Regions from separate parts of the Homo sapiens genome. Here region 2 is linked to region 1. The links are chromatin contacts, found by Hi-C or POLR2A ChIA-PET in ENCODE. All regions are on one chromosome and are shown on one strand. The core of a region is the stretch at or near the end of the contact, and the rest is flanking DNA. Distances in the headings are between cores, read along the strand shown. Region 1 holds the start of VANGL1 (VANGL planar cell polarity protein 1). Region 2 overlaps CASQ2 (calsequestrin 2).

What was found. A loop is a pair of places that touch in the nucleus more often than their neighbours do. ChIA-PET counts read pairs that join two places held with the same protein, here RNA polymerase II (POLR2A). Pooled maps may share reads with other maps.
Region 2: a pooled map shows a loop between it and region 1 (2.6-fold over the local background). The contact joins the enhancer-like site here to the promoter of VANGL1 in region 1. A Hi-C loop is called at or near these places in 2 of 168 maps with a recorded cell type or tissue (Caco-2 and PC-3), 1 of 37 single-sample maps with no recorded cell type and 3 of 50 pooled maps. POLR2A ChIA-PET finds 5 or more read pairs at or near these places in 2 of 52 experiments (MCF 10A and activated T-cell).

What each region holds. Positions count from the first base shown.
Region 1 is chr1:115,638,997-115,644,292 of GRCh38, reverse strand. VANGL1 (VANGL planar cell polarity protein 1) reads right to left here and starts at 2,323. Exons shown (of 8, transcript NM_138959.3): 1 at 2,207-2,323. RefSeq lists an enhancer at 1,708-2,466 and a silencer at 1,602-2,591.
Region 2 is chr1:115,725,198-115,730,493 of GRCh38, reverse strand. CASQ2 (calsequestrin 2) reads left to right here. Exons shown (of 11, transcript NM_001232.4): 6 at 3,372-3,502; 7 at 4,941-4,986. Among named protein-coding and RNA genes, the nearest start is that of CASQ2, 41 kb to the left of the region's middle. Within about 2 kb of position 2,358, at least 20 of the 41 ENCODE cell types and tissues checked have a DNase peak (open chromatin) inside an H3K27ac peak, as active enhancers do.

The DNA of each region.
Region 1 (5,296 bases), core at 1,074-3,573:
AATCCGCATAACAAGTGTTTAAGAAAAATAAGACATTAATATCATGTTAGTTAGGGAAACCAGACTGCCACAGGAGCCAGGGCTTAAACGTTGAGAGTCTAACTCCAGAACCTGTGTTCTTAGCTACAGAAAATTGACAGCACTGTAGCAATTACTAGAATTGTTTGTTTATATAGAGGAGTATAAGCAACAATCACAAATTGTCCCAAACCACATATAACCCCACTAAGAATTTTGCAATTTCAACTTCTACTCACAGGTTCAGTGTTCCAAGCATCGTGGGGCACTCAGGAGAAAAGAAATGGATCTAAAATAGTTCTAACTCCCAATGAGCTCACAGCCCCAATGTGGAGACCTCCAATTAAAACACAATGTGACAAGGGCCCATCCCACCAAAATAGCTGATAAGGCCTAGGGTAGCAAGCACAGTGTGTGTATATAAGTGTGTTAAGGGGATGATGAAGGGGAGGATGCCTTCTTCATTCAACACATTTATCCTTCAAACAAAGGGTGACATGGAATTGTTGCTTGGTAAAGAAACTTTAAATTTCCTTTATGGTTTTGTCCTGTTGCTTAATACATAAGACAATAAAAATGTACTGCTTGGCAAGCAGTCCTTACAAATATATCACTCTCAAAATTCTTCTCCCATTTTACTTACAAATTAAGTTGCAAGCAAGCCTCACTGCCAACATTGTTAATAGTGAAATTCCACACTGAGTGTTTTCACTAATTATACTGAGAGACATCAACGTTTGGGAATGTTTAATGCTCATGGATAGGTGAAGCGTGTTATTTCTTTGAACTGGAAAAAGAAACAGTTTCCTCCCACAAATCAAAGCCCCAACTATATCACATTGATTTAATTCAACCCTAAAAACTCTATAATTAGTGGTTACAGAAAATGGCTAATTACCTCTCCCTGTATTCAGACAATTTCTGCCATCTCACTTGCAGAGCCTGGGAGCTGTGTACTCAACCCACCCACTGACGGGAGAATGCTAATTAGCATTGTTGACTGGTGATACAAGTTATAATATTTTTCAGCAGCCCCGTAAAATTTATAAACATGTCAGTGAAAATGCCAGATTCTTTTACAGTTTGTTAGCTTTTGGACTAAGTGTCTAAGAATACATTCATTTCTAACCAAAGCCAGGTCAAGAGTTTTAACAAAATGCATGGGCCATCTACACAATCATCATCATAAGGCGCTCTAACACTTCCTAAGGAGAATCTAAGAGAGCTCACAACACCTTCGCAGCGTGGGCATTAGACCTGGTTTGGAGAAGTGAAAACTGAGCAACAGATTCCTCAGCTCCAAGTCTCATCTGCTCATCACACAGCAGCCAGGCCGCGGCTCCGCCCCACTGCTGCCGCCACCACGGACGCGTTTAAATTTTTATAAAGCTTCACACTTCTCTAGGCGCGATGCTTGGGGCAGTTCAAAGACTGCAGAAGGAAATGAGGTCCTGCCGGTGGCGAAGGCTGCCCCGGCGCGGTGAGATTTCCTCCAGCAGGGACACCTTGGGCAGAGACCCGCCAGGCGCCTCTGCTCCACCCCGGCGTTTTTGAAAGTAAACTCCTACCTGCCTGTTGCGCTCTCCGAGGCGCAACCGGACTCGCCCCCCAGGCCTCCAGGGCCGGCTCAATTTTTTGTGAGCGAGGTGTGCACACAGACCAGCTCTGTCCCGGTTCCTGGCGAAGGGCCAGGCGGCGCCCGGGTCGAGCCCCGCCAGGGGTGGGAACCCCGGTGCGCGCCCGGCTCCCGCCCTGCACGGCTGCTGCAGCCGCCCGGTGCCTCCAACGCTCGGCCACTCCCTGCCGGCCTGCCCGCCGCCCCGGCACGCGCACCGAAGGGGCGCACTCCAAAGGCCAGCCCGGGGAGAAAGGGACGTCCGAGGTGTGAGCAGGGAACCCCGGGACCCCAAGGAGTGGGGTGCGGCGGAGATCGCACGGCAGGGCCAGGAGGGGCGCAACGCATGGGGAGAAGAGTGGAGTCAGAGGAAGCACTACCCGGAGCGCTCCGGAGGAGGGGAGGGAGCCCCCGGCCCGAGGCGGGAGCCGGCCACCCGGGGTCGAAGTCCGGCGGGGCGAATGCGGGAGGAGGGCGCAGGGGCACGCGGGGTCCGAGGTGGGGGCGTCTCCCAGCCAACGGTCTGCCCCGGGGACCGCCGCCGCGCAGCGCTCGGCCTCTCGCGGGACTCACCTCCGCGCCGGCCGCCCGAGCTCCGCGGCCCGCGGTCTCGGCTCACAGCGGCCCCGGCTCTGCGGCCTGCGCTGGGCTCCTGGAGAGGCAGAGCCCCGCCGCCGCCGCCGCTGCACTGCTGCTTTCCGCTTCCTGTCCCGGCGCCGCCCCGCAGCCCGAGCCCAGCCCTGCGAGCCCGGCGCGGCCGCGAGCCAAGAACAGCTAGCGCTGCCGGCCCCGCCGCGGGGCCGGCCCACCTGCAGCGGAGGGCGGGGCTCGGCCGGCGTCCCCCTCACCTCGTCACCGCCCCGACCCCACACACCCGGGACACACACGAAGGCGTGCGCGGTCACACTCTTACACACGGACCAGGGAATGACACCTCCCACACTCATTCACCCTCATACACACACTCACCCTACACAGACGTGCACAGCCCAGTAACCCACTCTCTTCTGGGCAGACACACACACTATAAACACATGGCCCAGGGATTGATCTCCGACACCGCCCCCTCCCTCCCCCACATACTTGGAATCTCAAGCTCACACACACACACACACACACACAATCATGCACAAAATCCGAGCCCATTTGCCCTCACGAGTGCCCCCATCCACATATTCACACGGCTCAGGGACTAACCCCCCAACCCCACTCAACACACACTCATATACACACTTTCCAAGAACTGACCGACAAATATCCATATACACCATATCTCAACCCATATACACACACTTAAACTCACATGTAGCCCTGGAAATGACCCCACAAATAGACACACACACACACACACACACACACACACACACACCCCCTACAAGCCACCACAGCAAGCCTCTCCCCTCCTCCTCCCTTATCAGAGCAGGCACTGCCGCCAGCCTAGTCTCCTAGAAACTGCTAGATGAGCACATCTCTGCAGGCAGGTAGCTGAAGCTTCAGTGCTGATTCCAACCAGGTACTGTTTCCTTTCTGAGCCTTTGTTTACCTGTCTGAAAAGTGGTGAGGATGCTGCTGTCCACCTTGCAGGATTGTGGTGAGGATTACAAAACAGTTGGCAACGATTTTCATGAATATTTGCACTTTTCTTAGTTGTCTTGTGTTGGTAGCATTAGGGTTCCTTACTGATCATCTCCAATCTAGCTGGGACCCAAAGCTGCTTACGTGGCAGGATTTTCCAGTGGAAGCAGTGTATAATGAAGTGCTGAATTTCCTAAGAGTTGTCTACAGGAGTATTGCGGGCATTTGGGGTGGGGAAATGCAGGCCCACCCTGACTAGCCTTAATCAGGGAACCTTGGCTCCAAGAACCCCTCACTCCCTTGATCACCTCTTCCTCATCCCTTCTAGACTCCATTTTCTCTCGCATATGTCACATTTCCTTGAGAAGACACCCATATGTTCAATGTGGCTGATTTTCACCACTCCTAGTCCCCAGGCTCTGCTGCCCCACTCAGTGGCCTAGACCATCTTCCTCCCCCACCCCCAGCCTCCCAGTAGGCTCCAGAGAGCAGATGTTGCTGACTCAGGCAGCCAGGTTCCTATGGGTAAAGCCAATGGTCTATTCACCCAAATCAGCACTCAGGGTCAGAAATGTAGAACATTATAAAAACATGTCTCTCTCATCTCTAAAATGTAGAACTTTCAAAGTTCAAACAGGCCAGGGATTTCCAATTCTAGTCATGTACCTGAATAGCTCCAATTAACACAGAGATCTTCAATGAGTTTTCAGAAAGTAATTCTAATTCACTTAGGTTCTTATGTCTAGCCACCTTACCAGATGATGTTTTGTGGGAAAGAGGGGTAGTTGCAAATAACCTATTTTAAAATAATAAATTCACCTTTAAATGCCATGTAGAGGCCGGGCTTGGTGGCTGAAGCTTGTAATCCCAACACTTTGGGAGGCTGAGATGGGCAGATCACTTGGGGTCATGCGTTCAAGACCAGCCTGGCCAACATGGCGAAACCCCATCTCTACTAAAAATAAAAAAATTAGCCAGGCGTGGTGGCAGGCACCTGTAATCCCAGCTACTCAGGAGGCTGAGGCAGGAGAATTGCTTGAACCTAGGAGGCAGATGTTGCAGTGAGCTGATATCATGCCACTGCACTCCAGCCTGGGCAAAACGAGACTCCATCTCAATTAAAAAAAAAAAAAAAAAAACATGCCGGGGGACCTGGGCAAGATGGCTGAATAGGAACAGCTCCAGTATGCAGCTCCCAGCAAGATCAATGCAGAAGGCAGGTGATTTCTGCATTTCCGACTGAGGTACCCAGCTTATCTCATTGGGACTGGTTAGACAGTGGGTGCAGCCTACAGAGGGCGAGCTGAAGCAGGGTGGGGCGTCACCTCACCCAGGGAGCGCAAGGGATTGGGGAACTCCCTCCCCTAGCCAAGGGAAACCATGAGGGACTGTGCTGTGAGGAACAGTACATTCCAGCCCAGATACTATGCTTTTCCCATGGTCTTCACAAACAACAGACCAGGAAAGTCCCTTGGGTGCCTATGCCACCAGAGCCCTGGGTTTCAAGCACAAAACTGGGCGGCCATTTGGGCAGACACTGAGATACCTGCAGAAGGTTTCTTTCATACCTCAGTGGCTCCTGGAATGCCAGTGAGACGTAACTGCTCACTCCCCTGGAATGGGGGCTGAAGCCAGGAAGCCAAGTGGTCTAGCTCAGGGGATTCCACCCCCATGGAGCCCAACAAGCTAAGATCCACTGGCTTGAAATTCTTGCTGCCAGCACAGCAGTCTGAAGTCGACCTGGGATGCTGGAGCTTGTTGAGGGGAGGGGCATCCGCCATTACTGAGGCTTGAGTAGATGATTTTCCCCTGACAGTGTAAAGAAAGCCACTGGGAAGTTTGAACCGAGCAGAGCCCACTGCAGCTCCACAAAGCCACTGTAGCCAGACTTTCTCTCTAGATTCCTCCACTCTGGGCAGGGCATATCTCAGAGAAAGGCAGCAGATCCAGTCAGGGGCTTGTAGATAAAACTCCCATCTCCCTGGGATAGAGCACCTGGGGAAAGGGGCAGCTGTGGGTGCAGCTTCAGCAGACTTAAATGTTCTTGCCTGCCAGCTCCGAAGAGAACAGCAGATCTCCCAGCACAGC
Region 2 (5,296 bases), core at 1,109-3,608, 86 kb before region 1:
GTATTTATTGAGTGCCCTTTATGTGCCAGGCACTCTTCTTAGTGCCAGGGACACAACATTGAGCAAAGCAGATTCCTGCCCTTTAGAATTTAAAGTTTATTGTGGGAAAGAGAAGATGGAAAGACAGAAAGTTCAAAAGTAAACAAACCAATAAATACATCATATGAGTTGCAAGACTGTAAAGAGGGTGAGATGTCATGGCTGCTGATGTAAATTTGTCAGTCAGTAGTTCCCAACCACTATCCATATTAGTATCCTCCAACAAGCTTTTAAAACCATTGGTCTCTGGGCCCCAGCCCTGGAAATTTTAATTTTTTAGGGTTGTGGCAGTGTCTGGGAATCTGCATTTTCAAAAGCCACCCAAGGAATTTTAAAGGGTGTGGAGGTTTAGGACCAGTACTGATCTATTAATACTAATCCTAAATCAAGCCACACGAAGGCCCAACCTCTCTGAAGAAGCAGTTAGAACAAGAAAGTGTCAGAGGGCCAAGGATGGTTCCACTCTGCTGCACCTCACAGCCTGAAAAATATCAGTTCTTAAAATCCCATGTCCCCGCCCACTGACCTGTTCCTCTCTCTGTCTGAGTGAACAATGAGACGAAAAATCACTTTCTTTTTTAAATCACACTGGAGCCAAAGGGTGCTGTGACTAAACAAAGTTAGTGGAGAAGATAGATGTTGGGAAGACCTAAATTTAGTAATGGCAAAAACCATTACTTTTGGCAAAAACTGCGATTACTTTTGCACCAACCTAATACTTGAGTTGGTTTCATTGGCAACAACTAAAATGACTTGCTAACTGGAGGAAAAATGATTTGTATCAAAATTCATATACATGCACATGTCAGAAAATTGGCATTGTACTTTGTAGTTTTCTTATCTTTGTTGAAATCTATTCCAACTAGTTAACAGATAAAAGCATGAAAGAATTCATTTTTATGGACCCATTTGGTTCTTAATAATATAATTCATTCTTATATAATGCTAATACCCATGAACCAGATCTCCTCCTGGAATAATGCCTTGGGTTCAGTAGGCCCCACTAAATACTTACTGAATAAATGAATGAATAAAAGCTTCAACCAATCAAATCCCTTCAGTCCTTACCATCCAAGATAGGAATAATAAGAATGAAAGAGGGGGTCGGGCGCAGTGGCTCACGCCTGTAATCCCAGCACTTTGGGAGGCCGAGGGGGGAGGTGGATCACCTGAGGTCAGTAGTTCAAGACCAGCCTGGCCAACATGGCGAAACCCCATCTCTACTAAAAATACAAAAATTAGCTGGGTGTGGTGGCCTGTGCCCATAATCCCAGCTACTCGGGAGGCTGAGGCAGGAGAATCGCTCGAACCTGGGAAGCGGAGATTGCAGTGAGCCGAGACTGTGCCATTGAACCCCAGCCTGGGCAACAAGAGCAAAACTCTGTCTCACCAAAAAAAAAAAAAAAAAAAAAAAAAAAAGAATGAAAGAGAGGGATTCTCTGAGATACAAGATGAGAGCACTCCATGATGGTGGTAGGTAGACAGTGAAGAGATCCCTGGGAAATTTTTACTTAGCATTTCCAAGACTTAAATTAAGGACACGACAATCCAATTTTTACATTCTTAGACAGCACTGTGGACCCAGACATTGGCATTCAGAGACGAGACTATCACCACCACCAGGCGGGTTTGACTTCTGGCTCTGCTCCCTCCAGATATATGATCCTGACAAATTTCTTACCCAAATTGTGCCTCAGGTTCATCATTTGTAAAATAACTATGATAATCATTCTTACCACATACAATCAAAGTGAGAATTAAACAAAGAATCAACCTAAAACACCTGGCAGCAGTGCCTGGCACGTGATAAGCACTCCATATGTTTGTTATTATTACTGTTTTCATTCTGATCACTTCTCCTTTCATGGAAACAGTCTTCTGGTTCCTAGAATACATAGTAAGTGAACTCAGAAAACCAGAATTCAATGTCATTTTCTTGCCCACTCTGGCTCCCTGCCTCATCACCTCATCATCTACATCACCCCCCTACCCCTGAGAAGAGGGAAAAACAGTTAGAAAAAACTCCACATCTCCCTCTCTTAAAATTAACCTGACAATAAAATCTCCCTTGACTGACTATAGCTGTCAACATGGCCTGTTTTCTTGATCTCTGAGTAGGATGCTGGAATTTCTCTCCCTTAAGTACTATATGAAATGCCTTTCAGAATATAGTGACCTGGAATTCATAGCAATTGATGACAAAAACCATATGGATATCAATGTTTCCTCAGAATGGATCTCCTTGTGTAAGAGCTTATGCAATACCCAGCTCCTCCCCTTCCCCAGTTAGTTGCAGCCGCCCTGGGTCACGGCACCACGGGTTACCACCACAGTGCATCAGCTCTTAGGCAATTCCTCTTCAGCTTAAAGGGAACCACTGTTCATCCCTGCGCTTTCTTGAACCACAGCTCTGAACTAGAAAAGAGTGGCATTTGGTTTTCTATAGAGCGTTGCACATTCCAGGCCTCTGAAATCATTTCACAAACAGAGGTCCTGAGTTCAGCAGCTGTGCAGGCAAACAGCAACCATTCTGCCTTGACAACACACTGAACATGTGGCTGCTTTAATCCAGAGAGAAAATGTCTTCCTGGCTATCGGCTGGCTCTCCGAGCTCTTTATCTGTTGTAAGATGAGCAAATCATCCTGGCTTACTGGGGTCTGTCCAAGTTTCAGTACTGAAAGTCCTGCATCCCAGGGAGCCCTTCCACCCAGAACAAAGCAAGATGGTCAGTCACCTCATAACTGCTGACAAACTGGGCAGCTCCCAAAGCCTGACAAACCATGAAGCAAGTTGGGTACTGAGAGATTTAACTGTAGGGCCAGCACTTCAACCTAAAAAGCAATTAGGGCTATGAGCAGATCAAAGACAGGCTAATGGGTTGGGTTCTGATTCTGAGTACCTATATGCCTTAAGGATCTCCATCAATTGCCTGTTTTATCAACATTGGTTCCATTAAATCCATACAACACAGGATAGTAAATATGCTCCATTGGCATTTGCTTCCCATCCAGCCCTGGCAAATGCAGTAGAGTGATGGTGATTGTAGAATTAAATTTCCCACTTCGCATCTCAACTGCTCCCTGCCCCTGCCCGACCCTCATTTGCTAGATAAGTCTTTTTCCTTCCTATCTTTCCTTCTTTGATCACAAAAGAAGATTAGTCTAGCCAGGCCTTGGGTGATAAGTTCCTGTCACTTCAACATTGAAGTTAAAACTGTACATCTGTTTTTATGTCTTTGCCGGAAAACATACACACTTATCTTAGATGGACAACACACTGCTATTCTAGACTAGTATTCAAATAAACTTTGTCTTATTTCTAATGGTTACAGGTTGCAAAGAAATTATCTTTGAAGATGAATGAGGTTGACTTCTATGAGCCATTTATGGATGAGCCCATTGCCATCCCCAACAAACCTTACACAGAAGAGGAGCTGGTGGAGTTTGTGAAGGAACACCAAAGGTGCCTGAGATGGCATGTGGGGGCTGGGGGCCTGGGGTCTGGGGAATGGAGAGGAGCCTCTCTGTGCTAACATTTCAGACCTGCCAAGAGCAACAACCTAGTTAGTACCCCAGCAGTACAGAACTCAGTAGTATGGCTTTGTTGATCAGTAATGACTAGCAGGGATGTTATTACTTCTGAATCTAAGTCTGCACCTGCAAGCAGAGTTTGATAAATCCCTCAGTCAGCAAATCCCCTCAAAGCCAGGGCAAGATATAAATAAAATTCTATACTAGGAATGAGAGCAATTTAGTGAAAGTTCCCATATACCAATAACCATGCCCAGTGCTTTAGGGAAACTATTTTATCTAATCTCCAACCTTAGGGAGTAATTATTATTATCCCAATTTTACAGATCAAGGAATTGGACTCAATAGTTAAGTAACTTAGCCAAGGATGAACACTCTATGCATAGAACTTCTGGGAGAGAAATGCTTGATACCACTTAGTGTAGCTCCAGCATGGATCAGCAAACTTTTTCTGTAAAGAACAAAATGGTAAATATTTCAGGTTCTGTGGGCCAGATGGCGTCTGTAGCAACTACTTAACTGCGGCTGTGGCATGAAAGCAGCCATGGATCATGTATAAACAAATGGGTGTGGCTGTGTACCAGTAAAAGTTTATTTAGGAAAACAGGAGGCCCTGGCTGGATTTGTCCCACCAGCTGTAGTTTTTTGACCCCTGCTCTTGAGGGAGGGAAGATATGGGAATATGGAACATGGTAGTGGACTCACTGGCTTGTCCCTCCACCCTACCTGGCATGTACACGAGTGTGTTCATTGGACCTGCAGTACTGTGATCCCCCTCACCTGGACAGTCCTAGTTCCTTCAGGAAGGCAGTACTTGGAGGAGCAAATATTAATATGTCCAGCACTATTTGCCAATATTCAGAAAGAAATGAAACTATGAGCAAAATATAGATCCTGTCTGCTCCCCTAAATATCCCTAAAGGACTTTCAATGTATACACCAGATGATAAAACAAAGGCAGTTTTAACCTACAAAATCCGAGATTTCCTGTTTTCCCCCTCAGGTTTCTCATTCCAGGCCTGCTGTGGGCTCTCTGGAGTGGTGGCTATCTGTGAGGAAGGAAATGGCATCTTGCCCTGGGAATGAGCTGACCCTGTGCCCTCTGACCCATTGTTTGTAAAAGACTTTATAATTCTTGGATCAGTGGGTCTATGAAAAGGCTGAGTGCCTTGGCCCAGCTCGCTGTCTGACACAGCAGAGTAGAGCAGGTCTGTTTCCTTAGAAGATAAGTGGGTTTTTAGGGCTCTCCCTGCCTTGCAAAGGAAGCATCATCTCATTTTACATTTCATAATGCTGTGGCTGCTGTGTCTGCCACAGTGATCCCTACTCAAGGAAGCTCTTTCTTTTTTTTTTTTTTTTTTTTTTTCCAGACCCACTCTACGTCGCCTGCGCCCAGAAGAAATGTTTGAAACATGGGTAAGAAAGAGGCAAACTCTCTTTGCCTTGTAGAGATGAGTATAGTCCCAAAGAGGAGTGCTTCTTAGATTAAGTCCCCAAACTCAAACCAAGTTTATTTGGCTGAGGTGGATGTCTAGATGAGTATTTGAAACATGGACAGATTGGGTACGACGGCTCAGAACTGTAATCCCAGCACTCTGGGAGGCCGGGGCCAGGGATCACTTGAGTTCAGGTGTCTGAGAGCAGCCTGGGCAACATAGCAAAACCCTGTCTCTACAAAAAAATGCAAAAAGTAACCGAGCATGGTCGCATGTGCCTGGAGTTCCAG